Linked DNA regions of Mus musculus: regions 1, 2 and 4 are each linked to region 3. A link is a loop called in an ENCODE intact Hi-C map of the cell type or tissue named here. Cell type or tissue: left cerebral cortex. All regions are shown on one strand. Links, peaks and the distances in the headings refer to the core of each region. The heading gives the core; the rest is flanking DNA. Region 1 has its middle 24 kb from the start of Tmsb4x. Region 2 has its middle 9.3 kb from the start of Gm1720. Region 3 holds the start of Ofd1 (OFD1, centriole and centriolar satellite protein). Region 4 holds the start of Tceanc (transcription elongation factor A (SII) N-terminal and central domain containing).

Region 1 (8,099 bases), core at 1,881-6,880, 790 kb before region 3:
GAAAATACAAGTTGTGGAGGATTTATCTTTTTTTTTGTTTGTTTGTTTTCCAAAACAGAGTTTCTCTGTATAGCCCTGGCTGTCTTTTTGTAAACTTAAAAAAGACTCTTGTAAGCTAGAGGAAATCCACTCAAATCCATTTCCCACTGTCAAATAGACTCAAGATAAGCACTGTCAATTATCAGCCTTTGTCCCTCCCCACCTGCCCATTCCTGACAGTGGGATCTGTTTCTCTTTCCCTGGTCCTGGAATCCCCAAGCCTCCTACTACTACCAAGACCGTGGGCCTAAGAGTTTTGAATGTACACCCAAGAAAGTTTTTCTCCCTAAACTTTATCTTCTGTCCCTAACACCCAGGTGTTCTCTCAGCATCTGCATCCAAGAAAGTTCCAAAACAGTCATTCACAGGTGCTCTGGCCCAGCCTTACAGACCGCTTTAATAGGACCTAAACATTCCTACTCGGAGAAAATCCCACAACCTGAATAGTGATGAAACAACCAGCAATTCCTGGATTGGCTGACATTCAGCTTTTTGTCCACACCCCATAACAATGGCATCCCAATGTCAGCGAGAAGTAATCATAGATGATTTCATCGCCCATTATTCATTTATCATAATAATAATAATGAGAGGCTGGGATGTTTGATTTCAGACCCTGGTACAAGGGACTGGGGCTCATATTTTACATATCAAAGCAGACCTGACCTCCAGGTTCTCTCAGCATCCCTCTGTTCCTATCTGGCATACCCTGTCCCCCAACCCTAAATTTTCCAGCCCAGGAGCTGGGCTGCCCTTCCCCCAAAGGCTCCTCTCTCTGTAATCCAGACATTTGGGTCTCTCTTGCTTCTTCTCTCTGCACATGTATCCTTTCTCTCTTTGCCTCCAGCCCCCTCTCTCTGTGGCAAGTTCCCTGGCCTCCTTCCTTGGGGCACTGAAATCAGTCACCCTACAGTAGCTTTGCAATAAACCAGTCTTTAATATATTCAAATCTAGCTTGAATTGACTCATTTCACAGCAAAGAAATCACCTATCCCTATACAATCCACATATACCATTCCAGGTTATATGCTCAAAGGAATTTAAGTGAGCATATCACAAAGCTACTCAGATATCCATGTTTATTGCTGCACTGTCCACAACTGTCGCGTCCTCTCTCGACCAGCAAGAACGACACGACCACCAGTCCTTCTAACAGCAGTTTATTCAGCAAACTTCAGTCTTCATCTCTCTCTCTTCATCTTTTCCTCATCTATCTCTCTCCAACCCCAGGCCTCTCACTCTTATATACTCTCAGTCTTCATCCACTCACAGCAGGCCACGTCACCTCACCAGGCACGCAGCTTCAGCCAATCAGGGCGGCAGGGGCATGTCTCCACCAAATATGGACTTGTTTAAACTGCCAGCATCATGGTGCACCTGCGCAGCTCTCACGATGGTCGTGGCTTATATTCAGGTGTATGAGGAAGTCAGGTGTAAGTCATAAGACTTAGCTGCAGTCCCGGGCGCCATCTTGGGACTGCTGCCACACCCGCTCCTCACACACAACAGGCAAAATGTGCCATCAGACTATAAGTCCATCAACAGAGGAGTGAACAAGGAAAGGAGGTCCATGTACACAATAGAGTTATCCTCTCCAAAACAACGAAGTAATTTTATTTATGAGAAAGTGAATAGAGATCATCATGTGAAGGAAAGTAAGCCAAATTCAGAAAGACAAATATACTGTATTTTCTCTTACTAGTGGAATGTATGCATTTTCACTGAGGAGACAGGTGTGAAGAAAGGAGAGTGGGGAAAGCAATAGAGAATAATAGGGCAGAAGCCTGACAAGTACTCCATATTCTCATTCATATGTAGAATACGTGTGTGAAAAAGAAAACTCTTCTTCAGGGCAACACACTTGGGAAGTATTTGCTTGTCAAATAGCTCTAATATGCACTGTGACACCCCCTCCCAACAGAGCTGGATTATACAGCTTTCCTAAACATTTGTCTGTGGATTATAATTTTTTTGCTTGTAATGTGTGTACTGAAACTAAGGGTTTCTCTTCCAAAATGCAGATTTAAAGGCCTGATGGAGATCCTCCTAGCCTGGTAAGCCCTTGAAAGTGTTCCCAAGTGTATGGTGACAGTCACTATTCTGCCACAGATTCTTATGTTTTTAAGACGGGGGGGGGGACCCTCAAACCATATTTCTTGAGCTGTTCATATACCGTTGGTCTTCTTCTTGATCAGAATGTGCTAGTTTTCCAGAGGTGACATTATTCCAAAGAGACAGTTGACAACAAGACGGATCATACTGCCGAAGTCAAGAACAAAGAAAAAGTAACCATGATAGATTCTTCTTTGATATCGGGGGAAGAGGATAATGTCTCCTTCAGTAACATCGTTAGTCATAGACAAGAGAAGCTCAGTACTTGACACAACTGAAAATAGTCCCTCCATGGACTAGGTTATCCTCTGCTGCGACTGAAGGAAATGTCTGGTGACTTAATAGGGAATATTGTACTTTCAAAGGCATTAAATCCCGTGGGTATAATTGAAACAATTACTTTCTGATCTTGAAAGAATTTCTACCTTCAAAACAGCAAAGCTTATCCAACCAAAGTTGGCTACTCTGGAGATATTATTTACATTGGAAAACAACATTAAATATGCATATGTATATACCAATAGTCACGTGTACACGTGTCTACCTGTAGATGGAGATGGCCATCATTAACTGTCTAGTAAGTATAAATAAAAGGGGCTAGAGAGTGGCTCAGTGATTAAGAGTATTTGCTGCTCTTGAAGATGACCAGGGTTCCATTCCTTGCATGCAGATGGCAGCTTGCAGCCATCTGTGACTCCAGTTCCAGTGGATCCGATGCCCTCTGTAGGCACCAAGTACATAAGTGTGCATAGACATGAATGCACAGTTGCACATATGTGTGTACATGTGTGCACATGGATGTAGAGGCCATAGGGAAGCCTCAGTTGTAGAAGTAGACAAGTTCAGGGTCATAAGCACTGGCATGGTGGTTTTGGGGTGTTAGAAAGTGAGATTTTCTCACTGTGGCACTGCTAAGATCTTGGATGACATTACTCTTTATTAGGGATTAGAAGGATCTGTCCTATACATTTTGGGATTTTCCACAGCATTTGAGTCTTGCTGCTGCAGGCCAGTAGGGCCCTCCCTTTTGCAGCTTATATACATTACATAGAAGGAAAACATATACTAAATTCTTAGTGTGGAAGTATGGGTCCGACGGCTATGATTTGAGAGTGGCTGGCTTTAGCCTTAAAACTTGCAAAATTAAGGGGCTATGTGCCTCCACCAAAGCAACTGCTTTGCCTAGGGGAGAAAAGGAGAAAGTTGCTGGTGCTGAGAAGTGAATGCTTCTGGAGATGCAATTTCTACTACTTTGGATTGACCTTGGTGAATGCTGTATTCACACCCAGTCAGGGGATCCCATTTGTGCTCAAAGAAACGGTCACCCACACGTGAACTGAGAATCCTAGAAGCATCATGAAAGCCTTTGTAAAGATCACATCTGCAGTGAAAAGTGTGAGGTGATCAACATCTCAGACTCAGGACTCAGTCAAGGGCATCCTCAAATTTACCACATACCTATATTTTCCCATGGATGATGGGGCTTTATAAAAATAAAAGGTCCTAGCTCAGTCGGTAGAGGCCTGCCTAGAATGCACAAAGACCCATGTCCCATCCCTACACATAAACTAGATGTGGCACAGACCAATCATACCAGCACTTGGCAGCAAGGGGTGGAGGTAGAGGCAGGAGGATCAAGAGCTCAAGGTCATCGTCAGAGTAAGGTAAAAAGGCCATCCTGAGTCAAACAAAAAGACCAAAGACAAGGTACACTGCCATCAGATCAGATCAGGAGTGTCTTTCTCTCATGGCTACCTCATTTTGATATAGTTGAAGGAGCTCAATTTGTCTACGGAGACTAAGGTAAAATAAGGAGCCTAACTTAGTCAGGCTTTGTTTTTCAGAGGAACCTAGCCACTCTTATGAATCGATACCAAGGACTGCCAGCAGATGGCAGTAAAGGTCCGCCTAGTGCTCTAGCTTTGGGCTAGCCAGGCGTTCAGGGTGTGGTATCTTCATTGTTGATTTTGAAACCTGGCCCCTCACCTGCCTGAAATCTGCCAGGAAAAAAAAAAAAAAAAGGTTAAAAGCCACATTCCCACTGTATCAGAGAGCACTCCTAAACAGGGTAGTGTTCGGGAACCTCGCCCTACACAGTCAGATAAGCCGTCTACGTGGATCCAATTCAGACCTTAACAAGTAAACTCCAGTGCAAATTTTCTATTGGCTCCCAGTGATGTCACTTGCTGCGGCTGGGAGGCTGGGAGAACTGGTTTTCTTAGTGTGGGGAACCTTTGTTCTCTGCAACACCCACCTGGAACCCTGGGGCCTCACTGTGAAGCCAGGGCCCCCAAGGTATCTGGATACAGCACACTGCTTTGCTCCAGCACACCTAGAGTGCCTAAGAAATGGAAGTGCAGAGCAAGGGTTAGGTGAATTCACGGTACAGGAATGACTCTCACCTGGGCTCCATGAAACTCAGTCCCTAAGCCAAGCCAGGCTTTGTGGAGCTTTAAGTCACTCACTTGATATTAGTTCTCCCCCTGGGATGGATGGAGTTCTTAAAAGGCCCAGAGTGGTTCCAGGCCTTCTGGATTGGTTCCTGGGTTCATTAAATCACCTCACCCTTTAACCACTTTAGACTCTTTACACCTCGGGCACATTTAAAATAATATGCAAACCTTAATGAGGCAAGGGTAGAAGAATAGAAGGCCTATTACTATACAAAGTTGATTTCTGCCTCCTCCTAAACTGCCACAATTAACACTGTTCCCAAAAGGTCAACTTGATTATTTGCTTTGTCCCTTTCTGAAAGAAGCACTTGTGTCTGGCTTGTCTTTAAATATCTGCAGGTCATCTAAGAGGAAGTCCGTGGTGGTGGTACTTTTGTAGGACCTGGCCATTTGTTTACATCCAAGCTCTTTAACCCTCTACAGCTGCAGGTGGAGAATCCGTGGTTCTTCATGCTCTGCCTGGACTTCACGCTCCATTTAGCTCAGCAGTGACCCAGGTGAGCCTCTGGCCACAATGACAGCGCCATTGCCCCTCCACTACTAATAATGTGGCGGCTGTAGTTGAACTTGCTGTTAAGTCCAACAGTTCTCTTGGGTAGTTAGACTAACTGTAGCCCTTAGAGGTGGAAGAGTCGGGCATGACTGTGAGGGTGTGGGAGAAGGAGCCCAAAGCTAGTTGCCAATACACTGAGCTGACAACATGGCCTGGCCGCCCCGCTCAAAAGCTGGGTGAGCTTATTTACAGAGCTCGTCACCGCCTCAAAGCTTCACTTTGTTCACCTCTACTATCAAGGAAGAAAAAACATTCCTGAGGCTTTTCTTAAAGGAGGGCTAAACCTGAGGTGCGCTGAGAAGTGACAGTGACTGACTTGTGGGGTGGGGAGAAGCCCTTTGCAGTGCTTGCCAATTTTCTCAGCGCACGTGCCCCCTCGTGAGAGGACAGTCTCTTTCTTGCCCAAGCTCGGCTTTTGCTGCCTTCCTTGGCTCCCATACCTGGCTTTCAGCACTTCTGTGATTGCGACTCTCTGAACACTTTTCAGTCTTTTCCATAATCCCTACGGATAAAATGAATACCTTTGTAGGTCTTTTTTTTTTTTTTTCATCTCTCTCCACCTTCGCACTTCCTCCTTCTCAAGCTCACAGCAAAATTACTAGATTTGGAATGTATGCTTATGGAATAAATGAAGGGGTGACTGGAAGCTGACATTAGCAACAGTGAGGCAGGGCCTCCAGTGCCGACCTCTTAAAGCAGAAGAACACGAAATCATTTCTTTTGGGGAGGGTAGGGGGCTACTGCAGCCCTTCCTGCAAGGCATCCTGGGATCTGCAGGGAAAAGCAAGACTGTCTGGCGGAAGCAGCCCTCCCCACAGAGACCAGCTATGCGTTTGTTAGCATTTTTCTGCAGGAAGGGAGAAGTGGATGTCGGAATGCAAAGAGACATGGACGGTGCTGCAGGCATCTTTGTTTCTGTAAAGCTCCTACCTGGATCTGGCCTTTAGACAAGTTGCTTACTTCCTTACTTTTCTCATTTATCTAATGTGACAAAACCTGTGCTCAGCTTACTTCTAAGACATAGGGAAAAGAAACAATAGGTGTTCGAGCAGGCTTTTTAGTCCTGCCACAGAATACGTGGCCACCAGTTGTTCCCACGTGCTGCTAAGAAGGGGCAGGGCCACTGGGACAGTTCACATTCATTCTCACGGGAAGTGAAAGTGAGTCGCGTTGCTCTGTGTCTGTCATGTGACAGCTGTAGGGCACAATCAACTCACTGAGTTTCTGCTTCCTGCTGCTAGGGTGACACGCCAGGCCTGGTGGCTTATACCTCTAAATTCTCCCAATTGGGAGGCTGAATGTTGCCTGGATTATACATGGACACCCTGTCGAATACAGCAAAACAACAAAACAGGGGTGATAGTAGGTTTTATTTAGTAACCACTTCCAATGTGACTAGTCCTGCTCTGGCAGTGCCCCTCCCCCTGCAACCCCAGAATTTCAAAATGGCAGCCGCAGCTTCATTTTTGTGTGTGTGTCGAACGGTACCTAAGCTTCTTTGCAGCTTTGCTGTGTACCAAAAATACAGCTTTTGGAAGTTGTTTTGTAAATTATCTTTTCAATTTTTTATTTGTCTTTATTACTTGACCTACATTATTGTTCTTGAGAGTATCTCTTTATGTAGCCCAAGCTATCCTTGGACACATAATACTCCTAACTGCCTCAGTGTCATAAATGCTAAACATACAGGCATACAGCACTGTGCCCAGTGAGGGTTGTATACTTTCATTCTCTTGAACACATTTTGGGTAAATTCTCAATACACACTTATATTCTTTACTCCATATCTTTACATTTTCTTACCATTTTTTTTTTTTTCGGAGCAGAAGCAATTGGTTTCAAAATTGAACTTGTCAATGCTTTCTTTTATGGGGTATGACTTCAGTGGCACATTTAAGAAATACTCGCTAGCAAGATGGCGTGTTATATGCCTGTAATCCCAGTATTTGGGGGGGGGGCTGTCAGGGAGATCAGCAGTTCCAGGCTAATCTTGACTAAATAGAGCAACCCTGTGTCAAAAACAAGAACATTATTCTAATTCTTCCCACGAAAAACAGAATCATTTTCTCTTCTGTTCATTTCTACAACTTTTGTGATTTTATGTTTATGTCTGCAATGAATTTCTACATTTCCTTTATTCTTAAAAATGCTATATATGTGTATAGTGAAATATCACATTTAGGCCCATTTCCCCCTCCAAATTCCCCCTTATTCTCCTCAATTGATCTTCCTACTTCCATAATTTTTAAAATAACTTTCCAAGATCAGTTAGTGATGCCCACATGTATGGGTCTGGGTCATCCACTACAGTATGGGAAAGCTTCATGTGGCCACATCCTTAAAATGAATGAATCTCCCTCCTCCAGCAGCTATCCACTGCCACTAAGAAGTAGGGCCTAGAGCTCATGGACCCTATCTACAGTAGAATGTTGTCTGGCCTGCTCTTGTGCAGGCCCCATGCAGGTAAGCACAGCTGCTGTGAGCTCATGAATGACTCACCCTGTCACTCCCGGAGGGAAGTGTTTTGAGGCACTCCTCCCTGCCCTCTGGCTCTTACATTCTTTCTGCCTCCTCTTCCTTGTTGTTCTATGCTGGAGTTTATTCCTTATATGGTATGAGCTGTGAATTTAACATGAATTTTACATATATTGAATTTCCTGAAAAATATTAAGCTAATACATAGTATCAGTTTTTTTTTAAAGAATATCAACATAGTGTCAGCTCAATGTTATACCAAACCTAGAGCCTAAGCTTGAGCTCTAAGCCACTGTGTGGCGGCACACTTAGGAAACCATTCCTGGGCAGAATGAGCACATCTACCCAGACGTCTGGCTCCAGATTTCTACTCATGACATTAATACTCATGACATATGGCTGCTTGGGAAACATTTGGGAAGTTGAAAGTAGGGTTATGCACCCCTGGACTAAAGAACAATGCGGAA
Region 2 (8,099 bases), core at 1,971-6,970, 210 kb before region 3:
GGAACTCAAAAAGCAAATCTATAAAATGCCTCGTCAGAGAGCTGGGCAGTGACTGAAGTGGTTACTGCACAAGCATGAGGAACAGAGTTCAAATCCCAACAACTCCTGCAATAGCTGGGAGGGCATCATGGTGAATCCGGAATCCAGCACACTGGAGGTAGAGACACTGGATCAAACTAGCTATTAGAACAACTGCGTAAGTGAGCTCTGGGTTCAAAAACAAGGCTCTACTTCAATACTTAAGGTGGAGAGCAACAAAGGAAAACACAAAACATCAGTTTCTGAATTCCACTGGCATGCACACACACACTCACACACACACACACACACACACACACACACACACACAGGAACACAGCCACACGCCCCACACATACACATGCAACAAAGACAGCTTTATCTGCGTGTCCCAGGGGTGGAAGCAGAGCGGCACCAGACACCCACTGAGTACAGTGCCACATAACTATTAGAACACAGCAAGTCATTTCTGTCACCCAAAATGTTTGATGCCACCAGATGTCATGAGAACAAGCTGACAGTAAAAGATATATTACAGGAAAACACACTGGATGCCTGACTGTAAGCAAAGGAAAACAAACGCACCCTCAATATTGACAACAGAAAGGCAGTAGCGTATCTTTCTTCAAAATAAACATTGCACAAATGTACAGGCATTTACCATGCACACTTGTTGATGAAACTGTCAAGGACACATGGGAGGGGGGGTGCTGAAGATGACAATCAGAAGTGTGTATCTCTCAAGAGACCAGATCTCCCCTCTGTCCTCTCCACTAGGTAGCTCATTTCCAAATGGGCCCTTCTTCCAGCTTCTACTGACCCCAGGGCCCACATCCAGGAAAGGATTTTGAGCTGTTACCAGAGTCATGGGTCATAGAAAGGCTGACGTCAGGAACAAATAAGCTCCAGACCACTTAAGCCCCAAAATGAGAAGGGAAATAATGGTAAAAGGAGGATGTATTAGTTATTGTTTGTTCTTATGACCAAGAAGCAAGAAGGCAGGAATTTATTTTGTTGGGCCATTTGAGGATACAGTCCACAGTGGCACAGAAACCATGGTGGCAGGAGCATGAGACAGTTGGCCACATCATTTCTACATTCAAGAAGGAGAGATAAAGCCTGGTGCTCAGTTGACTTTCTCTGTTTTGTTCAAGCTGAGCCACCAGTCCATGGGCTAGTACCACCCATAGTCCAGGGAGGAACGTCGCAAGCTTTTCTGGAACAACCTCATAGACTCAGCTGGAGGTGTGTTGTGCTGGTAATTCTAAACCCAAGCAAATTGTCAGTAAAGATTAGTCATCACATTAGGAAAGGAATTTTTTTTGGGGGGGGGAGGTTCGAGACAGGGATTCTCTGTGTAGCCCTGGCTGTCCTGGAACTCACTCTGTAGACCAGGCTGGCCTCGAACTCAGAAATCCACCTGCCTCTGCCTCCCAAGTGCTGGGATTAAAGGCGTGCGCCACCACGCCCAGCTAGGAAAGGAATTGAATGACTACAACCAGGTTGGAAAGACAAAGCAGATAAAGCATTTCAGATGCCTTTGGTAATACTGACAGGAACTCCATGTCCTTGGAGAAGGGAGGCAAGAGATAATGCCCAGTCAGATAGAGTCTTGGTCAAACTGTAGTCTGGTTGATTATTGTTATGGTTTAGATACAAAATGTCCCTCCCATAAGATCATGTGTTTAAATGTTTGGTCCCTAGTTAATGGTACTGTTTGAGCGAGGAGAGGGGGTGAGGAACCTTTGGGAGGTAGAGCCTACCTGAAGGAAGTGGGTCTTTGGACTGCAGGCCTTGAGATGTATCATCTGATCCTATCTGCTATCCTTTCCCTGCTTCCTGATCTATCTAGGTATGAGCAAGCAGTCTCATGCCTAAGCCACCACAGCCAAAAGCCACTCACCCCCATGCCTTTCCCACCATGATGGGCTATACCCTCAAACTGTAACCTAAAATAAATCCGTCCTCCCTTAAGTTGCTCTGGTTGGGCATTTGGTCACAGCGATGACAAAAGTAACTGAAACATTGTCTCAGCTCTGGTAACACAAGGTCTTTCTTATCTGCATCAGCGAAGCTGTCCTGCCCGGGTGCCCACAGAAATTGCCACTGTTCCCAGGACAATCTCTGTAAGAGATTTGCCTTGGCCCACGACCCCAAAACCAAATTGTCAGCACAAAGAAGAATTGTCTGCCTCAAGGGGACAGAAGACAGGAAATAAGAAACAAGGACAAGGGAGAAGGGGAAGGGAACAAGGCAGTCGGGGAAAGGATATTTGTCCCAGAGAACAAAGGACTGCCTCTGGATAGAAAGGAAACATGGCTCATCGGAAAATGATCATTTATAAAGGTAAAATGGTAAGCCCCAAATTAGGATGAGGTATTTAATTTTGATTGGGCATGTTAATTATATGAGCCAAAGGGGGCTTTTGATTGGTGGGCTTCAATACTTTGATAGTTGGACCTTGGTAGTTAGCCTCAGGAGGAAGAAGTGGATAAATAAGGGAATAGGCCTTGGTGACTAGCTTTAGGAATATAATCTAATGGTTTTTAGCAAGGCAGGGGGAATAAGAGAGAAGACCAAGGGCTGCCAGAGCCATGCCTGCCACCAGCTGGCCAGAGTCCCTTCAATCTCCATTTGATTCACAGGGTACACGTCAGACCCATGATGCTACAAGAGGTCCCATGTGACTGTTGTTTTTGGTTAAAGAAAGAGAATATCATTATGGGACAATATGCCCACAATCCTCCACTGCCCCATTGTCCCTGGAAGGTATAGGATTAAATGACTAAAAACTTTAGGTGTCCCTCCAGGGGTCTGGAAGAAGATGCTGTTTTGGTGTCTTTAGCTTTGAATAGGGAAGAATATTTAAGTGTATATTCCTTAAATTAACATGCTTCCAGGAAGAGTGGAACCGGGTTGTAAGCCTAAATATAAAGAGTCAGATACAAAATGAAGGAAGAGATGTCAAACTTTGAAAGGACTATGACCACACACCCACATTCCAGTGCTATGGAAGAAGTCCTTGAATTGGCACACATACTTAGAGTTTCACACTGAGCTTGAGAGCTTGTGCCTGACACGGAGTAACCACCAGGTTGGAGGAAACACTGCCACCCTCTCTATGAAGACAAGGATAGCTTCTTCTACACTGCTGCTTTCTCTTTCCACATTCAATGACCATGGAAATCTGATGATCCAATGAAGATTATGGACAAGAAGAGACTAGGAATGTGGCCAGACAGGGCCCTCCTCTAGGACATGATATCTAAAAGATCTTCGGGTAGCCTGTCTCACCTAATTTCCATCAAATTCTGCCTAATCACCAAGATGTTACCAATGAGAACATAAGAAATATGAGAAGTGCCTGAGTGGTCCTTGAGGTGTAGCTCAGACCTCCCTTTAATTTGTAGTCCACTTTTTTGAAACAAAGTCTGTTGTGTCCCCAGGCTGGCCTGGAACTCCCTATACATATAAGGAGGACCCTGCACTTCGGATTCTCCGGCCTCTATTTCCCAGATGCTGGGATCACACCTGTGTACCACACCTGCTTTCTGTGGCACTGGGGTTCACCCAGGGCTTCACACATGATAGCCAGGCACTCCACCAACTCTGCAACATATAGCCCAGGACGTCTAGGTCATTTTCCTCTCAGTTCCTCTCCCCTGAGAGCGAAGAGTGTCACTGAGGCCATTTATAGGCTACAATGTCATTAAGTCACCCACTCCATGCTCTCCCTTCAGAGACTGACTCTTTCCAAAGCCCTGACTTCCAGAATCTGCTGTCATGGAGGGCAGACGTATAGTCCCAAGAGGCCTCATACTCAGAAGCCCCTTGCACTTGGCCAGACGTTCGGAGCTTCCCTCTTGCAATTCTTCATCTGTGTCCAACAGAGTTCCAGAGTTTCCCTTCAGCCCTCTCTTGCAAATGTCTCCTCTGGAGAAACCAAATTAGGGTCCAACACCCTTGCCCAAGCCTGCCTAGTGGCTCCACATAAACAAGGAGAACATATTTTTTTAACATAAATAACAATAGCAAAAGCAGAAAGAACTTAATCTTTAAGAAAAGAGTGAGTGTTCTTTCTAGCACTTTCCAAAATAAAGCAGTCTGCATTTGGTCCAGTAGATGTCACTCTCACCCCATGGCAGGAGGAACATTTTAAGCAGGGCTGCACAGGATTTGGGAGTTTTGAGCCCTTGAGAAGGTTCAGGATGTAAGCATTTTTATTATATAACATTTCTGTCTTCTAAGGCCATCCCAATGAAACTACCACCAAGTCGAACTAGGTGACTGCGTAGTAAACACTAGCTGTAGCATGATAGAAACTCAGATTTAAAAAAGCAACGATAAGTAAGTGCTACTTCTTAAAATAAATTGACACGTCATTTTACATTTTTATTTTTATATTGTTTACTTGGGTGGCCTTGCAGGTGCCATGGAGGGCTTGTGGAAGCCAAAGACACCTTCCAGGAATCAATTCTTACTTTCCACCATATCTGCTCCGGGATCGAACTCAGGTCATTGAGCTTAGCAGCTCTATCTACTGAGCCATCCCACCCCATTGATACATCATTTTAACACTGTCCTGAAGTAGTGGTTATCACAGGGCAGAGTAAATATTAATCTAGCTCATAATGGAAGGGTTTGAATTGATTCTGAATGAAATGGCAAAGGTCAGAAATCAAGCAGAGTCTATGCCTTTCATGCCAAGACTCCTGGAAAAGACAAACCAGGTCTGCGGCTTCCCTCAGATGTGTTTCCTAATTTGCTGGAAGGCCCTGATTGAACATATTGTCCCTGCCCTGTTCATATCACCCCTGCTAGAACAGTCTGTGATGAAGCAAAGATGAATAGCTTGCTAAGAAGCCTGTCACTTGCTGAGATCAAACTCCATTTCTAGATAATAGGACCTGTCTTTCCAATATGAAAGCGTCACCAGTACTAAAGTAACAATTTATCATAGGAAGACGTTCAAGTGGCCTTCAGAGTCTTTCCTTAGTGAGTTACTTTGTATAGTAAAAGATTAGAAAGCATTCTTTCAGCTTTCACAGGAATTCATTAGTCTGACGCTGCCAGATCAGGGGTGCATTAAGTCAATCCATCGAAAAGCAGTAGTGCATTTAAAAACAATGCTAACACCTGGACTTCATTACAGAAAGTGGTCTTGATGAATCCATCATGATCCAACTATCCCCAAGACGATAGCCTGAGAAATTTCTGACCTTAGACAAGATATACAAGGTGTATGAGAAATGGGCACTTAATTTATCCTGTTGTTTTGTTAAAGCCAAACTAATTAATTGTGCTTCCAAAAGGATGCTGGCAGCACAACAGTAATGTCTCAATAAAAGATAGAAGCAAATGAAAGAAAAAAACTACAGACTGTAGGTATCCATTTGTATTCTCACAGAGTAGAGTTGGGGGAAATCTTTAAAAAGCCCCACAAGGTGGGCGGTGGTGGCGCACGTCTTTAATCCCAGCACTTGGGAGGCAGAGGCAGGCGGATTTCTAAGTTCGAGGCCAGCCTGGTCTACAGACTGAGTTCCAGGATAGCCAGGGCTATACAGAGAAACCCTGTCTGGGAAAAAAAATTAAAAAAAAAAAAGCTGCACAATGCCTTCAACTTGGGGTATGGTTACCCCAACCACACTCTAGATCTAACTTACCTTATAGTTGTATTATGGAGATGTTTACATCTCATCGTACCCCAGAATAAGCCCCTATCCTTGCCACATCATTAGAACACATCTACTGCATGCTTATGGAGAGCCTTTTGTTTTCCTGCAGTCTAGCAAGCCATGCTTGATTCCTCTACCGAGTGGAATTTACGTGGCTAGCATTGAATATTTTCTTAATATATTGCAACTCTCTTGCACCACTGTCCTACCAAATGCTTCCTATGAAGTTCCAAATCCAGATCCATGATCTGGCATTGCACTTTGTACCCACTGAAGATTATTCCACCAATTGTATTTGCAGTGAGATGAAATGGCAAACTGGAAAGTGATAGACCGTTTCCTAGGATCAAACTTGGGTTCTTATCTGTGATGGCTTGTATATGTTTGGCCCAGGAAGTAGCACTATTAGAAGGTGTGGCTCTGTTGGAGTGGGTATGAGCTTGTTGGAAGAAGTGTGTCACTGTAGATTGTAGAATTTAAGACCCTCGTTCTAGCTGCCTAGAAGCCAGTATTTTGCTAGCAGCTTTCAGATGAAGATGTAGAACGCTGAGCAGCTCTTGCACCATGCCTGTCTGGACACTGCCATGTTCCTGCCTTGATGATAATGGACTGCACCTCTGAACTTCTAAGCCAGTCCCAATTGAATGTTGTCCTTTATAAGACTTGCACTGGTCATGGTGTCTGTTCCCAGAAGTAAAACTCTAACACATGGTTCTAGGATCAGACTCGGTTCTGATCCTAACTGCTTTCCTCTCTGGGATCTTTCAGGATTATCTATTTTTATCTGCTTCCTCCCAACTGTCATGTTCTTTGGTCTATCCATCTCTTCAAGTCTCCCACTCCAAATGCTCTCCCTTGATCCATAAGCTACAGCCCATCACCACCTCTTCATTTCCCCTTTACTCTGCAAGCGGAGTTAAGGATCCTCTTCTAATCATTCCACTAAAGCTGATCTTAAGAAATCACCACATACCAGGTACCAAAGTTAAATCAGGATCAGGTTAATGACCTAAACAGTCCTATATCCCCTAAAGAAATAGAAGCAGTCATTAATAGGCTCCCAACCAAAAAAAAGCCCAGGACCAGATGGATTTAGTGCAGAGTTCTATCAGACCTTCAAAGAAGATCTAATTTCAGTTCTTCACAAACTATTCCACAAAATAGAAGCAGAATTCATTCTATGAAGCCACAATTACTCTGATACCTAAACCACAGAAAGATGCAACAAACATAGAGAACTTCAGACCAATTTCCCTTATGAATATCGATGCAAAAATACTCAATAAAATTCTCCCTAACCGAATCCAAGAACACATCAAAACAATCATCCATCCTGACCAAGTAGGTTTTATTCCAGGGATGCAGGGATGGTTTAATATATGGAACTCCATCAACGTAATCCATTATATAAGCAAACTCAAAGACAAAAAACATATGATCATCTCCTTAGATGCGGAGAAAGCATTTGACAAAATCCAACACCCATTCATGATAAAAGTGTTGGAAAGATCAGGAATTCAAGGCCCATACCTAAACATGATAAAAGCAATCTACAGCAAACCAGTAGCCAACATCAAAGTAAATGGTGAGAAGCTGGAAGCAATCCCACTAAAATCAGGGACTAGACAAGGCTGTCCACTTTCTTCCTACCTATTCAACATTGTACTTGAAATCCTAGCCAGAGCAATTCGACAACAAAAGGAGATCAAGGGGATACAAATTGGAAAGGAAGAAGTCAAAATATTACTTTTGCAGATGATATGATAGTATATATAAATGACCCTAAAAATTCTACCAGAGAACTCCTAAACCTGATAAACAGCTTCAGTGAAGTAGCTGGATATAAAATTAACTCAAACAAGTCAATGGCCTTTCTCTACACAAAGAATAAACAGGCTGAGAGAGAAATTAGGGAAACAACACCCTTCTCAATAGTCACAAATAATATAAAATATCTTGGTGCGACTCTAACTAAGGAAGTGAAAGATCTATATGATAAAAACTTCAAGTCTCTGAAGAAAGAAATTAAAGAAGATCTCAGAAGATGGAAAGATCTCCCATTCTCATGGATGGGCAGGATCAATATAGTAAAAATGGCTATCTTGCCAAAAGCAATCTACAGATTCAATGCAATCCCCATCAAAATTCCAACTCAATTCTTCAACGAATTAGAAAGGGCAATCTGCAAATTCATCTGGAATAACAAAAAACCTAGGATAGCAAAAACTCTTCTCAAGGATAAAAGAACCTCTGGTGGAATCACCTGCCTGACCTAAAGCTGTACTACAGAGCAATTGTGATAAAAACTGCATGGTACTGGTATAGCAACAGACAAGTAGACAAATGGAATAGAATTGAAGACCCAGAAATGAACCCACACACCTACGGTCACTTGATCTTTGACAA
Region 3 (8,099 bases), core at 2,106-7,105:
AGCCCGAAATTATTTACCATTTAGTCCTTTCCAGAACAAGCTGTTAGCTTTAGGAGAAAGACAAGAAAAAGGATCCAATATTAAAAGTGGATAACAAGGATAAGTAGGAATGATAGAAAACTATGCATGGCTAGGAAGCCTTTGCAGTAGTCACAGAGAAAAGGAAAGGAAAGAGAACTTGAAGTTTGAAGCAACTAAGCAATGATATCATGAATTCCTGCTATAAAGGGCTGCAGTATGCCAAGGGAAGGATTTACTTTGTTCGGCACAAATAGCCACAATCGCATAGGAGGGAGCCCCCAGACAGCAGAAGGAAATGCAGGCACAAAAAGATAACCCACATCATGCCCCACAGTTCCTTTATGGGATGTGCAAATGGTATAGAAGTGTCTTGTCTAAGGATACCATTAAATAGAATAGGAAAGGGTTCTCTTACAAGCTACTCAACTAGGCGTGAGACAGAGCTTTTTCCCCTTAGTACTTACTTACTGCATAAACACTGGCTTTCCCAGGCCATCTTCATCCATCCAAACAGAAAGCACTTCACACAGTCACTGAGACCCACTTTGGTCATCTCCATTTCCTTACCACCTTCTTGTTACTCCCTCCTTACCTCTCTCAAACAGTCCCCACTTCTTCTTTTATTTGCAAATGTTTTTCAACCTAGCTCTCATATGTAAGAGAACGTATGCAGCATTTAGACTTAGCTGCTGTTCTTAGGCTTACCTCATGCTGGGCACTGGGCAAAGGTGCTCCACACTTTTGTTGTCCACGCTAGTAAACTTTCTGCCAAGATAGGCATGCTCTATAACCATACTATCTAATATAGAAGCCACTAAGCATCTTAATCTCTACAACTTTTGAAAATGTTACAGTCCCTATGGATAAAATAGGTGCTTATTAGCTGATCCCCAAATACACAGATTAAAGCAGACATGCTATCCTAGCACCACGGAAGCTAGGGCAGGCAGGTCCTAAGCTCAAAGCTAGCCAGGCTCCACGAAAAGAGCAAAATTAAAGGAGAACTTAAGTGTACAAACTATGGAAGAAAAGCCAATGCTTCTAGGTTGTGACCATTAGGAAAAGAAGGGCTTCCAGCACTGGACATACACGGAAATAACAAAAGATGCAAATCTGCTTAATTTCCATTCTCCCTGTTACATACAAAGCATAACTTCCCAGCAGCGGGGCAGGCAGGCGGTGCAGGATGCAAATTTCAAGACTGCATGTTAGATATTAGAAAACTTCCTAAGCATTTCAATTCAAAAAAGTCTTCAGGTCCTGGCCAATTATATAGCTTGGATCAACAACTCTCCATCTACTGTTAAGTGACATTAAAGAAATCATAGGCACAGAAAGGTTCTATATGCTAAGAGACAGGTAATGCTATTCCAATTTTCAGAAACAGATAAAAGGATATCTTCTCATCTATGACGGGGTATATTCACGAGACTAAAACACCAACCTAAGTAGGTGTTACCTGGCCGATTTTGGTCAGATAGCATGTCAGGACCTTTTTTTGTTTTCTGTACAGTAGCTCATTCAGTATAAGTTAAGAAACCACGACTAACATCACATCCAGGTTATTATTCATTTAATTCTCTACTTATACTAAGAACAAACTACATCAAACTTCACTTTTCTGCTCTGAAAAGGAAATGTGGTAGGTGGACAGTAAATTTTCTGGGTATTTTGGTATCTATGTAGGAGCACACTAGAGACCTATAACCTGGGTGACAGAAAGAAGTCCCCAAAGATAATAGACACACTGTTCTGTTCTGTATAATATCCCCAGGGTTCTGACAGTGCCAGTGATCCAGCCAACACTCGTTATTTGCTGAATAAGGGGCAACCTAAAGCTGACTTAAAATTAATACCCAGAAACATCTGAGTGTTTTTTCTTTTCCTGGAGTGTATGTGCATGTGTGTGTATGTGTATATGTTTTGTTTTGAGACATGGTCTTGCTATGTTGCCCAGGCTGGCTTTGATCTCATGATCCTCTTGTTTTAGCCTCCTGAGTGCGTGGATTGTAGGTCTGTGCTATCATGGCTGGTACTAACTCAGTAACTTAAAGACAACTTATCACATTCAAATACAAGGTAACTATTAAGAGTTTCCTAGCAGACCAAAGTGAGGAATAAAAATCATCTCCAGGGCTAGGTCTGCTGCTATACATCTTTGATTCCAGCACTTGTGACGGGGAAGCAGATGGATCTTTGTGAGGTTCAGACAGCATGGCTTGCATATAAGACCAGGGACAGCCAAGACTATATAAAGGGAGACCCTGCCTCAAAATGGGGTAACAGGAAAGACACCATGGGACCTGTAAGTCTACCAGTGTTGCATAAAATTATTAAGATATAAGAGACTGAGATATATATAGTCTTGTACTTGAGTTTTAAAATCAGCAGAAGCCAGCTACAGTGGTTCACATCTTTAAACCCAGCACTAGGGAGGCTAAAACAAGAGAACAATTATGAGTTGGTCCAGCTAGGCCACAGTATGAGACTCTGCCTCAAAAAACTAAAACCAGTAACAACAAACCAACTGTACAACAAAAGGAGAGAACCCTAGAGAAAAAGAAATGAGAATCGAAAAGTTTGGATTTATTGCTCAGTGAGGCAGCAGCAGCCTGACATGTCAAGAAAGAAAAGCTAAAGAATTCTAGGCTGAATAAAGATTAAGACCGCTGGGGCAAAAAGATTGTGCAGCAGTTAAGAGAACATACTGCTCTTGCAGAGGACACAAGTTCAATCCCAGCTCCTACATCAGGCAGCTCACAATTGCTTGTAACTCCAGCTCTATGGGATCTAATGCCTTCTTCTGGACTCTGTGGGTACCTGTACTCATTACACACACACACACACACACACACACACACACCTCTAAAATAAATCTAAAAGTACAAAACAACCAAAAACTGAGTGAAGACAGTGCCCAAACAAGGTGTGGAAAGTGCTGCTGTCATCCTCATTACATCTCCTGTGAAAATACTTAGTTCTGGAAATCATAATTTCAAATGATGGATACCTTTAAACAATATGTTGGGAGCAGGGGGGTGGGTGGGGACTTAGACAATGAATGGTCTGAAAACAAAACAAAATAAGAGCAACTGAAGGAGCCAGTCGAGGGTGTTTTAAGCTAAGTGAGGATGAAGTGTTCTGTGGTGGGTGTTTAGTATATTCTTGAAATATAATGTCTAGTAGGAAAGGGATTTGACTAGGGATAGCTCGTGGTTCCTTATGAGCAAAATCTGCTTTGCTGGTATGGCTGCCAGGAGCTGGTGCTGAGAAACTGTGTGGTCAGCAGTGAAAGGCTGTGATCAATTAATTATTCATGTCTGGTATGGCTGTCAGGAGTTGGTGCTGAGAAACAGTGTGGTCGAATGGCTATGATCAATTATTCATGTCTGGTATGGGTTTGAGGGAGTGCAGTACATACACAAGATCAAGTATTTTTTTTTAACTCTAGACTTGACAGGCTTATTCTAAACTGCTGTAAAGGCCAAGCCCAGGGCTGACATCTGAAGTTACCAGGAAGCTAAAAATTCATATGGTGCAATGGTGGAAGACTACTAGTGCAAGAGCAGGATGAATTTAGAAATCCTTACAAGTTAAACATTTTAGTTAACAGGCAAACACAAGATAAAACGCATGCACCCCAGTTCAAAGCCGTCCATATTTATAGCAAATCTCTCTATGGAGGAACCTTTCAGAAACTTGCTCCTGACAGCTGTAAATTCAACTTGCCCCACAGATCAGCAAAACTAGTGGGGCTTTTCTATAAAATGAAGCTCCGTGCTTCTCAAGGAGATGCGCTTTTGCCCTCTTTGAGAGCATCTGTCAAAGTCTGGAGGGCGAGGTAGGGTACCACTGGCATTTAATGGAAACTGACCAAGGATGCGGTCAACCTACGATGCCCGAGACCGCTTTCTACAGTAAACCGGCTGCAAAGGGCAATGGCATTGCAATGAAGATGCACTGCGTTAGCGACCTGGAGAACGCCAAGCCTCCGTCCCAGTGCGCGGAGGTCCCCTCCAAGGGGACACGGAGGCTATACCAACTAGGAGAACGGGGATTACTCGGCGCCGGGGGGCTGGGCGTGCTGTCCCGAGTCAGGGCTGGGTAGAGGTAGAAGACCACTGTTCGCATCACGGGAGGCCTGGATGCCCCCGCGGACCCGGAACGCCCGCCGCCTGCTTCCCTCCAGAGCTCACCTGTAGGGAGGAGCCGAGATGAGAACCGGCCGCCTCTTTAATCTGCGCTCGGGAGCCTCAGCCTGGGAGTCCCAAAATCACTCTCGCGAGATCTGAGGCTATGCTCTCGCGAGACGTGGCCGGGACTGCTCGCCTAAGAGCGCGCAGGCGTCACGGAGGGCCAAAGCCTGGGCGGTTAGGCTGAGCCGGCCGAGCGGGCCGAGCGGCCGGAGCGGGCGGAGCAGGCGGCGGGCGGCGGGCAGTGTAGGGATGAGCTACGGAGCAGGGAAAACTGCCGACTGAGCGGCCGCTTCGGGGCCCTCGCTTGTCGTTTCCGTCTTTATTCCGTCCAGAGTCCCTCCTGGCTCGCGGACCCGCCCACCCTTCCCATACCGTGGGAGGAAGCGCGGCTGCTTGACGAGTTAGGGGCTGAATGTTTAGCTCTCTTGCTCCCCTAGGTCCCCAGAGACAAGCTGGATTCCGAGGTCAAGGGCTCCCTCTCCTCCTGCGCCCCGGCCCGGGCCGAGGAGTCCGACCGTGGAGGGGCGAGCTCGGGAGGAAAGCAGATGAGGATGGCTCAGGTAGTTCCACCTGCCACTTTCCAGGGTTTTTCCGATTGGACATCTCTTTGTTTTGATGTCCGTTAAGCATCTTAGGGCTTCCGGTGAGGTCACTGATTTCTGAAATTCAGGTCCACGTTGACACTAGGTAACCCATCATTTTCTCTTTTCAGTCCAACATGCCCCACAAGTCTGATGTGTTGAGTCAAGATGAACTGCGCAAAAAGCTATACCAGACGTTTAAGGATCGGGGTGTACTGGACACACTTCAGGTATCAGATTTAGGCACAATCGTGTCGTTATACTTCCACAAGTGTAACCTTTAACCGCAGGTGGCTCCACATTTAAATTCATTCATTAAGGTAGCACATAACCTGTATAATGAACACATTGCCATAAAACTAAGCTGCTGTTACAAATCTTGTTCCCAGTCTCGCTTTGATCATGCTACGTCTATGTAGTGAGCAGGAGGGGGACTTGCGAGGAACGGACTGCAGAGGGTAATGTGAGCAGAGTACTGTGGTCTACATGTCTGAGAACAACAAAATGAAGCCCAGTCTGTTTCATGATACTCCCTAGAAAAAAATCTATAGTGGAATGGTACCAGGTGTCTTGTCACACGCCTTTATCCCAGTTCTTCGGAAGCAGAGGAAGGCACATCTCTTGTGAGGGTAGCTGGGCCAAATAGCCAGTTCCAGGTCAGCCAAGACTTCATAGTGATACCCTGTGTCAGTAATAGTAAGTACACATAAGATATTTTAGAGTGTGGATATTTTAAATGAATAGCAACTGTTTATTAGAACATCTTAAGTTTGGGTAGCAGCAAGGGATGGAGTTAGTTCAATGTGTTTCCTTACAATATACCTTTTAGACTATATTTTACATATAGAATTGGAAATTAAGGAAAGGTGAGCCCAATTTTTCCCACTCTTGTTTTACTACATACAAATATTTAAGACTTGTCCGGAAAATACAGAAAGGCAGAAGAGAGAAAAATCATATATTATAACTACAAACTGCTGTTAGGCGTGTATATCATTTTAAAATTTAGATTATATGAGGATCCTTTTCCTGTTTCCTCAGGTTGCCTGAAATCCTTATTTTCAGTGGCAGCAGATTCCTCCTGGTCAGTCAGAGGTCATGGAGGTCGCTGCCTCCTATTGACTGAGGCTTCTACCTAGGTCTCCACCTCATCTATTTGTTGTACCTGTCATTTTCTGCCTAGTATAGAGAACTCCCCTGTCTGAGGAAAAAGGCCTGAGCATGCTTGGGCCAGTTTGCAGGGTTCTGCTTCCTTCCTGAGTACTGGGGTGTTAGGCCAGGGCCATTATGTCTTGGGGTAAGAGCGTTTCTAGCAATGTGTCCATATGGCTAGGGAAGGATTGTTGGTGTGTATTTCACAGGCAGTTTGGGAATATTTGTTTCATCCTTCACGTCTCAGTTTGATTTGGTCTTAAGCAATGGATATCATTATCTGTAAGCCCTTTGTGCAAGTCTTGTTCCCAGTTTCAGCATGACTGCTTATTCAGTCCATTAGCCCAATTGGAGGAAAAGCAGGGCATGTTTTCATTTTCTCAAATTTAGATAATTTTTACTTTCTTAGTTCAATGACTGATAGAGGTGAGTTAATAATGTAAATTTTATGGAATTTAGTGCTTAATTTATACTCTCCTTTTATTTGAAATGAATTTGTACTTATAGTCAATTACAAAGTCATTTATGTCTAGGTACTTTTGTTCCCTTTGTGGGTCTTGTCATAACTTTTGTGGTTTTGAAACAGTGTCTCACTCTACTGCCTCAAGCTTAGGTGATGTCCTGACTCTACCTTCCTAGGATTAGCATTACAGGCATCTTCTACATCCAACTCAGTGATAAAATGAAACTTGTCAAATCATCTGTTTCTTTCTTTTTGCTCTAGTTAAGACCATTTCTGAGATGTGTGTTAAGATTGGCAAATTTTTGTCTCATGCTTTGAGTTTCACCAACTTTGTGAAAACTGTCCTTCCGTGCTATATATTTTTAAAAGATTTTATTTATGTCTGCCTGAGTGTGTGCACCTGTGTAGTTTGTGTGCCTGTACTTGCATGGAGGCCTGAACAGGCTGTCTGATTCCTCGTGTTAGCAGGACACCCAGCTGGCTTATTGCACAGCTCCTAGGATTTAAACTCTAATCCTCATGATTACGCAACAGATACTCTTAACCACTTTTTTTTTTTTTTTTGAGACAGGGTTTTTGTAGCCCAGACTGGCCTTGAACTATGTATAGAGCCAAGGGCTACCTTAAACTCCCCATTTTATTTGAATCACCTGTTTATTTGGTGCTGGAGATCAAACCTGAGGTCTTATGCATGAAAGGAAAACTACTCTACCAACTGAGATACATCACTAGCCCCCAAACTGTTTAGGAGCGTCATGTATATGGAGGGGGAGTGCGCTCTCTAATATATGGTGTGGAGGCCAGATGTTGATGTCAGGTGCCTTCCTCAGTTGCATTTTCCCTCAGTGTTTTGAGACAGGTTCCGCATTGAACCTGGAGCTCTCTTCTAATTCAGGTAGACTAGCTGGACTGTGAGCCCCAGGGATCTTCCTGTCTTTACCTTCTCAGCTCTGGGATAACAATTGTTCACCATTGTGCCTGGCTTTATGTGGGTTCTGGGGACCAAATTCAGGTCTTTTTGTTTGTAAGGCAAACTACTGACTGAGCTCTCTCTTCAGCCTGCAAAATTTAATTTTGAGTAGATTTCCCTAGTGTATTGGCTGTTGGGAAGCTCTAAGTCAATTTTGTGTCTCTACTAGTAAGTATTTTTTGTTTTTTGTGATTGTCAAGAGAGCAGTTCATTTATAATTGCCGTTTTAGTTTTTCTTGCTCTTATTTTCCTTTCAGCACACACCACCACTAATTTTTTCCTTTAGGCAAGTTATCGTAAATTCTTCTATTGGTTAAGCTAGGACTGAATAGACCATTTCCTCGGTGTATTACGCATTTAATTAAGCTACTTCTAAATTTGATTGGTGGAAGATGCTGCACTTTCCCTTTTTTTTCCTTCTTTCTTTTTTGCTTTACTATGTCAGGTTGTGAATGGTAGATAATGCCGAGTGTGTGTATTTTGTTCAGTGTAAATGTCTTTTTAAGTAGAGGGTTTTAGATATATGTTCTGTCATGGTGCTTATATATACCATGCCAAACTCCCACCATCTTTAGGAATTGAGCTGGATCTGCTTACAGAAGATCATCATAGCCACGCTTGTTGACTGTTGATATTCCTTCCTAACTGTTGGGTGGGTAGAATCATGGGACCTCCTCTGGAGTATCCAGTCACTCCTCCCTGATAGTTGTTTGCAG
Region 4 (8,099 bases), core at 1,949-6,948, 70 kb before region 3:
TGTTTCCTGCTGTTCTGAAACTCTTGAAACTTGAAGGGAACAGTTCTCTTTAAAAAAAAAAAAATCCATTATATTCTCTGAGCTTTATGAACATCCCCAGCTAAACCCAAAGTCTGGTCCTGATGTTTAAGAGGAAATGAATGTCAGTCAGCACCTTAGAACCCCAGAAGAGATGCAATTGCTCTGACTTCATTCCATGGACAACATCTGCAGCTTTTTCCTAAGTAAGCCCCTGGAGAGGCCCTTGGAAGGATTTTTGCCTTCGGTTTCTTGGGAATTTACAGGAAAGGGGCTGTCTAGCTGAGCTCAGGAAATCCATGTTGCTACTCAGAGACCTAATTAGGATTGAAAAGTAGTTTGCACTGCACTAAATGACATTGATCCAAGAGCACTTGATCTCGGAGTACTGAAACAGCTGAAAGGTGCCTTTGAAAACAAAGAGCCCAGGGCTGGAGAGGTGGCTCACTGCTTCAGAGCACTTGCTGCTTTTGCACGGGATCCAGTTTCAATCCCCAGCCATCTGTAACTCCCGCTTTAGAGCATCTATCTGATGCTCTCTTGTGGGGTACCAGGTGTTGTGTCTGGCCAGCAGATCACAGCCTGGGTTTTAGCCTGGAAAGGCATTTTGGAAACCTGGAAGAGAAGAGGGGCTAGGTGGCGAGAGAAAGAAATGCAGCTAAGACAGGCATTCTGATCAAAGCTCAATTTTACTGTTCTGCACGCAGTTATAAAGCAGGGGAAGGGGGCCCGATTCCCGCCAATTAGTCTTGGGGTCCAATAGCAGGGTGACCACGTGCACGGCTCCGAACAGCAAAGTGGCAGGTTCTAGCAGTGGGCGTGGCAGAACGATAGAGCCGGCAAGCTCCACCCCTGAGCAAGCAGGTTTCAGGCTGGGGGAGGGGAGACTACAACCAGGTACTCACGCGATATACAGATGATCAGTCAGGCAAAACACTGAGACACATCAACTAGGAAAGTAAACAAATCTTCAAATAAGAGCACCCGAGACAAGACCCAAAGCCTATGTTTAACTCATCATAGAACTCAGTACTTTAATTGACAGTCAGTGGAACATTGCCCCAACCAATAAAATTCTCAGCAGTTTTCCTGGTGTGTATTTCCAGTTCAGTTATGGAGTCATTCCAGATGTGCTGAGCCAGGACAGTTCCACAGAGCTTGCTGCAGTAACTGACATGTTGTCTACCTGTGCCATATACTACAGTACCCATTTTCCACAGTAGCTGATAACTTGGCATTGAGGCAGTGTAACTGAGGAACTGGGTTTTAAATCTTATCTAAACAAAAATAGCTGTAGATGCCCAGTGCAGCGACGAAGGCAGGTCTACACGGGTAACTCTAACTTGCCTCTTAGGTGATACACTGTGTTTTAGAGTTTTTAGATTTCTTTCTTCCTTCACACCCTCTGGTGTCTGGGTCATATCTGGTTTTTTTTTTTTTTTTCAGAATTTTGACTAATGTTTTTCTTTTTTTTTTTCTAATTCTCCTCTGTACAGTAGGGTAGGCAGCTTTTCAAATAGCTTTTACTATTTAGACTAATTCATTCCGGGAAATGTTTAATAGTTTTGGTAGGACTGTTCGGTTTGGGGTATTGATGCACCGCTGAGGATTGAACCTAGGGCATATTTCATGCTCGCACAAACAGTCTAGAGCTCAGCTACACCTTCATCCGGGTACAGTTATTTGCTTTTATAGACTTTTTTGTTTATTTATTTTACGTATTTTTGTTTATTTATTTTTATTTTATGTATATGAGTATCTTGCCTGCATGTATACATGGATGTATACCATGGACATGCCTATGGCCAACAGAGGGTAGAAGGGGACATCAATCCCTGAGTTTCACACAGTTGTGAGCCACCCTATGGGTGCTGAGAGTCAAAGCCCAGATCCTCGGAAAGAGAAACAAGTGCCCTTAACACTGAGCCAGCTCTTCAATCCCTTGTGAAAAATATTATATATTTCAAGAATTGTGCATTACAAATCTCACCAAGGATTTAGTCCCGCTAGGTGACTGCTTAAGGACAATGATGTTTCAAAGCCCTTCATTTACCCCCCCCACCATGCTCCCCTATGCTCCCAGGGGGTCAGGACTGAACTCAAGGCCTAGCGCACCCTAAGTGAGCACTCTCCACTCAGCTGAGTGCTGTATATTGGTATTTGCATATTCCTGAAGGTGGCCAGAGTAACTCAGAAAATGAACCTAAAAGTAACAGAGGACCAGGAAGAAAGAAAGAAAGAAAGAAAGAAAGAAAGAAAGAAAGAGAGAGAGAGAGAGAGAGAGAGAGACCACTAAGGCATATGACATTAAATAGGAGACTACTGACTGCCAGTATACTTGGAGTTCCTACACAGTGAACTGCAGCCTAATCTTGGATGTAAAGAAAGTGCAACTCCAATGGGCAAGCATAACAGCTAAGTCTTAGCCAATCACAGTATTCCAAGTGAGCAGACTGTGTACCCAGAGCCCCATTTGGAGCAGCATCTAGCCAAGCCATTTCTTCGTGATTGTGCTTTCTTTCCATGCGACCAATATTGCCTTGAGAATGCTCTCGGTTTTTCTTCTCTGGTCCTGGGCAGCACTGCCTAATTCACAAATATCAGTCTTTGCTCAAATGAATTCTACTAAAAGTAAGCTATCAAAAATTATCGGGTTTTTTTTTTTTTTTTTTTTTTGTACTAAGCAAAGATTCTTTGTAATTCAAGCCGGGCTCTTCTAGGCCTTGTGTGCGCACATCTTCAGAGGCCAGCTGTAGCAGAGTCCTGATACTTATCATTTACTCAGAGCTTCTCATTCTCACTACACAATCTCGCTCAGCATCTGCTCCAGTTCTCCACTCTGTACCACCCACTTACACCTACACCCCTACTGTCAGATCTGCAGCCAAAATCCCATTGGGTTAGAGCCTAGCTTGGTTTCTGTTGCTGGGATAAACACAGTGGTCAAATACAACTCAGGGAGGAAAGGATTTATTTCATCTGACAGGCTACAGTCCATAATTGAAGGAACTCAGGGCAGGAACTGGAAGCAGGAACCATGGAGGAATGCTACTTACTGCCTTGCTCCCAAGTACACATCAACTACCCTTTTGTATACAGCCCAGGCCTAAGTACTAAGGATAATATGGCCTTCCCACAGAGGGCTGAGCCCGCCTACATTAATTAGAAATAGAGAAAAATGCCACACAGATGTGTACAATTTTTCAATTGAGACTCCTTCTTTCCAGGTGTGTCAAGTTGACAAGCAAGACCTTGCAGTTTTGTAAATCAATTATTTCCGAGAACTTCAACACCAAATGGTGTTACTTTCAGAGTGATAAACCATAGCAAAAAACAAAAAAAAAAAAAAACAAAAAAAAACCAAAAACTTCTAGACTGGGCCTAGTGATACACACCCATAGTATCAGCACTTGGAGAGCAAGAAGATTATCCTAGTTTGAGGACAGCCTGGACTACATAGTTGTAGACCAGGCTAGACTACAGTGTGAGAATCTTGTGTTTAAACCAAACCAAACCCAAACCAAGATTGCTTTGTAATCATACCCTAATACTAACCGTTCAAAACAGAAAAATAATCAGGCATCCCTTATCCTGATCAGTGTGAGTTCCTTGTCCTCCCTCTGCTGAGGTAAAATCTCTTACATTCATGACCAGATCACCCTGCTGTATCCCTGCTATGAACAGATCCAGTACACAACACTGAGGGGTTGCTTCCTTAAATCTTTTCCTGAATTGTTTTGGCATTGGAGGTCAAAGGAGTCTGCCACATTTTCTAGTTCAATTATCACTGTGGTTTTAATCCTTGAAGGCAGACCATGTTCACACATACACTCAGGTTTCTTGTAACTAATTACTGAATGGTTACTACTTCCTTTCATTCTTGTGATGCATGTTATATGCTTGTTGGACTAATTACTGTTAGGCATGACAGTAATTATGGCTTGCCTTTTTGCTGCCTGGTTTGTTAGTTGAGAGAGTCTTACTATGTAACCCTAGCTGGTCAGAAACTTATGGACCTTCTCCCATCTCTGCCTCTGGAGCGCTAGTATTATATGCCACCAGGTTTAGCCATTTTTATATTGATTTAAAAAAAAAAACCCAACCATTTATTATTACAGACCATCACTGTTAGCCATTTATATTTTATTTGATTGTTCTTATGGAGGGTTTTACATTTGTTTATTTTTATTTATTTAGGAAGGCGAGTACCGGGTCCAGCCTGTTTAGTTTTGCCCCAGGCTGTCCTCGAACTCGGGATCCTCCGGTCTCTGTACTTTAGTCTTCAGCCTTTGCCTACTGGGGTCCATCACCACAGCCAGCCTGTTTTTATTTTTGTCCCATCTGTTTTACTGGTTTGACGGAAACTAAAAAGAGTAAGCGCATCAACAAACGTTGCCACTGAAACGCAGCAGCCGGGTTAGTTTCACTTCGGGCCTTAGCTCCTCTCTCAAGGGACCACTCTGCGAGGCCCGCGGCCGCTCTGCGCAGGCGCCAAGTCCAAAGCACCTTAGCGTCCAATCCCACGCCCACGTTGGCTCGCCGGAACCTTAGGACTGGTGCAGGCTCTGTCGTCCGGCCCCAAGAAACGGAAGTTCCCTCCAGGAGGAGGCGGCACCGCCCACTGGAGGGCGGCGCCTGCGCTTCTGGGCGGGCGGTGCTGCGGCCGCTAGGGCAGTGACCGAGCATCTCCGATGGCGGCGTTCCGCCATTTCCGTTACCTCGGCCCCCGCGGAAGGGCTAACTCCCGGGTCCAGTGGAAGGCAATCCCGGCTCGCAGGGGCGCTCTGGTGCTCCCCGTGCCCAGGCTGCTCGAAGGTTGATTTCCTCCTCCCTTTAGGTGCTGTCATTGGAGCGGGCCGGAAGGCGCGCCGCCATGGCTGTACGGCCTCAGGGCCGTCCCCCGGGGTGGATTTCTGCAGGCTTTGTTTAGTAGTCAACCCCACCCACAGGAATCTCTCTGGGCGGGCCGGTTCCTCTCCCTGTCCCTTCCCCCGGGATCCTAACGTGGCTGCCTAAAAACAACGCCCCGCCAGCGTCTCGTGTCCTAGCCCCCCAGCCCCCCATGGCCCGTCCATTCCCTTCTGAGCCAGGGCCTTGAAGCTTGACCGATAAGTTTAGCCTGGAGCTAGAAAATTTCTCTTTTTTTCCCCTCCTGGATGTTGAGAGAGATTTAAAGACTGCTGGTCTGTTCCCTAAGCCTCTGGAAAATTTCACAGTAACTTTCCTGTGCTTTTTCTTCACGTTTGGACGATTTTAGTGCAGATGTGTGTATGCCCTTCCTATAATTGCATATTCCCAGGCGTCTGCATGCATTCAGGCAACACATGGTAGGGCCGACTCTTGCTGTCACTATAAAAGGTTTTGTATGTGCACACACATTGTACACACACACACATATACATACTCATACACACACTGGTAAATGGTAAAATGTACACTCATATATGAACTACAACTGCCATGAAATGTGTCTGATCTGGATTGGAGTGTGTTCGAGTGTAAAGCACAGCAGACTTTTGTTTTTGAGAATTAACACAAAAAGGAATTAAAATACCCTTTTATCAGATTTTGAAAGGACAGTATTGGGGCGAAGCTTAGGTGTAGCTCAGTAGTAGAGCACATACTTTAATCTGCCTAAGGCCCTGGGTATGAACTCTGCCACTGCATTTTAAAGGAAAAATATTTTAGCTAAGTAAAACTAGAATTAATTCCAACAAATTTTAACATACTATCACACATTTAAAAAATATCTTTGTGGCTTGAAATCTTTATATGAGATAGCATTGCTCTACAAAGGGTGCTTTCAAACAGTACCCTGTGGCCAAACACAGACTGCCCACATTCTCTTTTGAAATACAGTCTCTTGTAGCCCTGGCTGGCCTCTTTCTGACCACACTGGCTTTATGAGGTGTGCATAGAGGGGGGTGGGCTTGAGGAGGGTGCAAACTCAGTGCCCTGTGCATGTTAGGTAAGTGCTCCACGAACTGAGCCTCATCTTCAGACCCCCTCCCTCAACACACACACTTTAAAAAATAATTTGTGCTAATCAACTTAGATGTCTTCCTTAATTACTGTCCTCCCCCCTCCCTTTTTTGAGACAGGGTCTGACACTGAACCTGAAGCTCACCAGTTCAGCTAGACTGCCTGGCCAGTGAACTCCAAAGACTGACCTGTCTCTCCCTTCCCGTTGCTGGAATTACAGGTGTGCACCATAAGCCTGGCTTTTTATGTAGATGCTGGGGATCAAGACTCAGGTCCTCATTGCACAGCAAGCAGTTTACCACCTGAGCCATCTTCCCAGTTCCAGCCTGCCTTATTAGGTTTAATTGTATATAGATGTGTGGGTATATGCATGTGAGTGCCAGTCCTACAGGAGGCCAAAGGCATCAGGTTTTCCTAAAGCTGGGTTATAAGCACTTGTGAACTACCCAGTATAGGGTGGGAACTAAAGGGGATGTAGGGGAAGGAGGCAGGAGGGAGGATAGCCCAAGCCCGGCCAGCGTTCCTCCTATGCTCTGGGCAGGCAGACGCCGTAAGGCTGCCAGAAGCTTTCCACTCAGCCCGGGTGGGCATTTAAGCCACTGACCCCACTTGACAGGGGGTGGGGTGGGGTGGACAAGGGGCAGCCCCTGAAACCAGGGCCCCCAGGACAACACCCTGTTGCCCCGGCGTTATGGGAGCAAGGGCTGAAGGAAGAGAGGTAAGGGCTGAAGGAAGAGAGGTTCCCACACAGGTGAGAGTAAGTGTAGGGGGCCTTGATGAGCAGAGACAGTCTATGGTTTTAGAGCTTTATTGTAGAAAGGCAGGGGGAAAGAGAAAAGAAAGGCTAGAGAATAAGAGTAAGAGAGTGAGAGGAGAGGAGAGAAGAGTAAGGGGAGTAAGAGGAAGAGAGCGAGGTGGAGCCAAACAGCTCCTCTTATGGTTTGCTGTAATCTTTACTATTGCTAGGTAACTGGGAGGAGTTTAGCCTGAAGGTCAGAAGCTTGGGACATTGTCTACATGACTACTAGCCATGCTTCTCCTGTGGGGGTTGAGGGGAAAGTAACTTCGACAGGAGCCAGGGTCCAGGAGACACGAGGGAACGCCTTCCATCCCATGTAGGTGGGAATTACCACCACTGGGTCCCGGGGTTCAACATCTAGCCTCAACTGGAAACCAGGCTGTCTGTGCATAGCCCAGTGCCCCACAGTGTAGGTGCTGGAAACTGAACCTGGCTCCTCTAAGATAGCAGTACACAACTGCTTAACCATCACTCCAGCCCCATTCAGTATTTGCTATCTGTTTGTTCTGCTGCAAAAGTAATAGAGTTAAATAGTCCCTGCACCAGAAGTCTAAAGTATTTCCTATCTGTCCTTTTACAGAAAGTATTTGCTGGCCTCCTGTCCTGGAAAAATAGCTGGTATGTAGATATTAAATCTTTTTTAATGTTTTTTTTTTTAAGACAAAGTCTCACTATAAAGCTCATGTTGTCTAGACTTGACAAACATCCTGCCTTAGCCTCCAGAGTGCTAGGATATATGTGTCAGTATACTTAGAAAGATTTATTCATTTTTAAGTTACAGTTAATATATTTGTGGTGTGTGAATGCACATGTCGAAGTCAGAGGAGAACTTGTCAGTTCTCTTACTCTAGTACCTTCTAGGGACTGATCTCATGGTGTCAGGCTTGGAGGGCAAGAGCCTTTACCCACTGAGCCAGTTTGCCAGCCCCTGGCAATTTTTAAAATATTTTTATTATAAATTCACATAATTGTCAGCCACTTATAAAGACTGAGTGATTCATTAAACTATCTCTTTTGATTCACATATTAATCCAGGATGGCAGAGTCACCTTTTTTTAATTTTCTTTTTTATTAGATATTTTCTTTATATATATTTCAAATGCTATCCCGAAAGTTCCCTATACTCTCCCTTCACCCTGCTCCCCTACCCACCCACTCCTGCTTCTTGGCCCTGGTGTTCCCCTGTATAAAGTTTGCAATGCCAAGGGGCCTCTCTTCCCAATGTTAGCCAACTAGGCCATCTTCTGCTACATATGCAGCTAGAGATACGAGCTCTGGGGGCACTGGTTAGTTCATATTG

What was found. Peaks named below come from ENCODE experiments on the same cell type or tissue, not always from the same donor. Only the 100,000 strongest peaks of a DNase experiment are listed, where the experiment ranks them.
Region 1: it touches region 3 in a loop (4-fold over the local background); 5 of 42 quality-filtered maps call a loop at or near these places.
Region 2: a loop joins it to region 3, with 10 times the contacts of the local background. A loop is called at or near these places in 9 of 42 quality-filtered maps.
Region 4: it touches region 3 in a loop (4-fold over the local background); 9 of 42 quality-filtered maps call a loop at or near these places.

What each region holds. Positions count from the first base shown.
Region 1 is chrX:167,229,568-167,237,666 of GRCm38, reverse strand. No RefSeq gene overlaps it. Among named protein-coding and RNA genes, the nearest start is that of Tmsb4x, 24 kb to the right of the region's middle. In left cerebral cortex, for the core only: a CTCF peak has its summit at 4,036 (motif pointing right); DNase peaks (open chromatin) are centred at 4,047, 5,502, 5,821 and 6,320.
Region 2 is chrX:166,648,662-166,656,760 of GRCm38, reverse strand. No RefSeq gene overlaps it. Among named protein-coding and RNA genes, the nearest start is that of Gm1720, 9.3 kb to the left of the region's middle. In left cerebral cortex, for the core only: a CTCF peak has its summit at 4,139 (motif pointing right); a DNase peak (open chromatin) is centred at 4,162.
Region 3 is chrX:166,436,958-166,445,056 of GRCm38, reverse strand. It overlaps Ofd1 (OFD1, centriole and centriolar satellite protein), which reads left to right and starts at 4,353. Exons shown (of 23, transcript NM_177429.3): 1 at 4,353-4,777; 2 at 4,930-5,028. The coding sequence starts at 4,763. It overlaps Trappc2 (trafficking protein particle complex 2), which reads right to left and starts at 4,302. Exons shown (of 5, transcript NM_025432.4): 1 at 4,218-4,302. In left cerebral cortex, for the core only: no CTCF peak of the experiment used is centred there; DNase peaks (open chromatin) are centred at 4,313 and 4,864; H3K4me3 peaks cover 2,145 bases; H3K27ac peaks cover 1,284 bases.
Region 4 is chrX:166,507,027-166,515,125 of GRCm38, reverse strand. Tceanc (transcription elongation factor A (SII) N-terminal and central domain containing) reads left to right here and starts at 4,648. Exons shown (of 5, transcript NM_001007577.2): 1 at 4,648-4,833; 2 at 6,120-6,220; 3 at 7,380-7,417. In left cerebral cortex, for the core only: a CTCF peak has its summit at 4,679 (motif pointing right); DNase peaks (open chromatin) are centred at 2,867, 4,579 and 5,292; H3K4me3 peaks cover 1,437 bases; H3K27ac peaks cover 1,480 bases.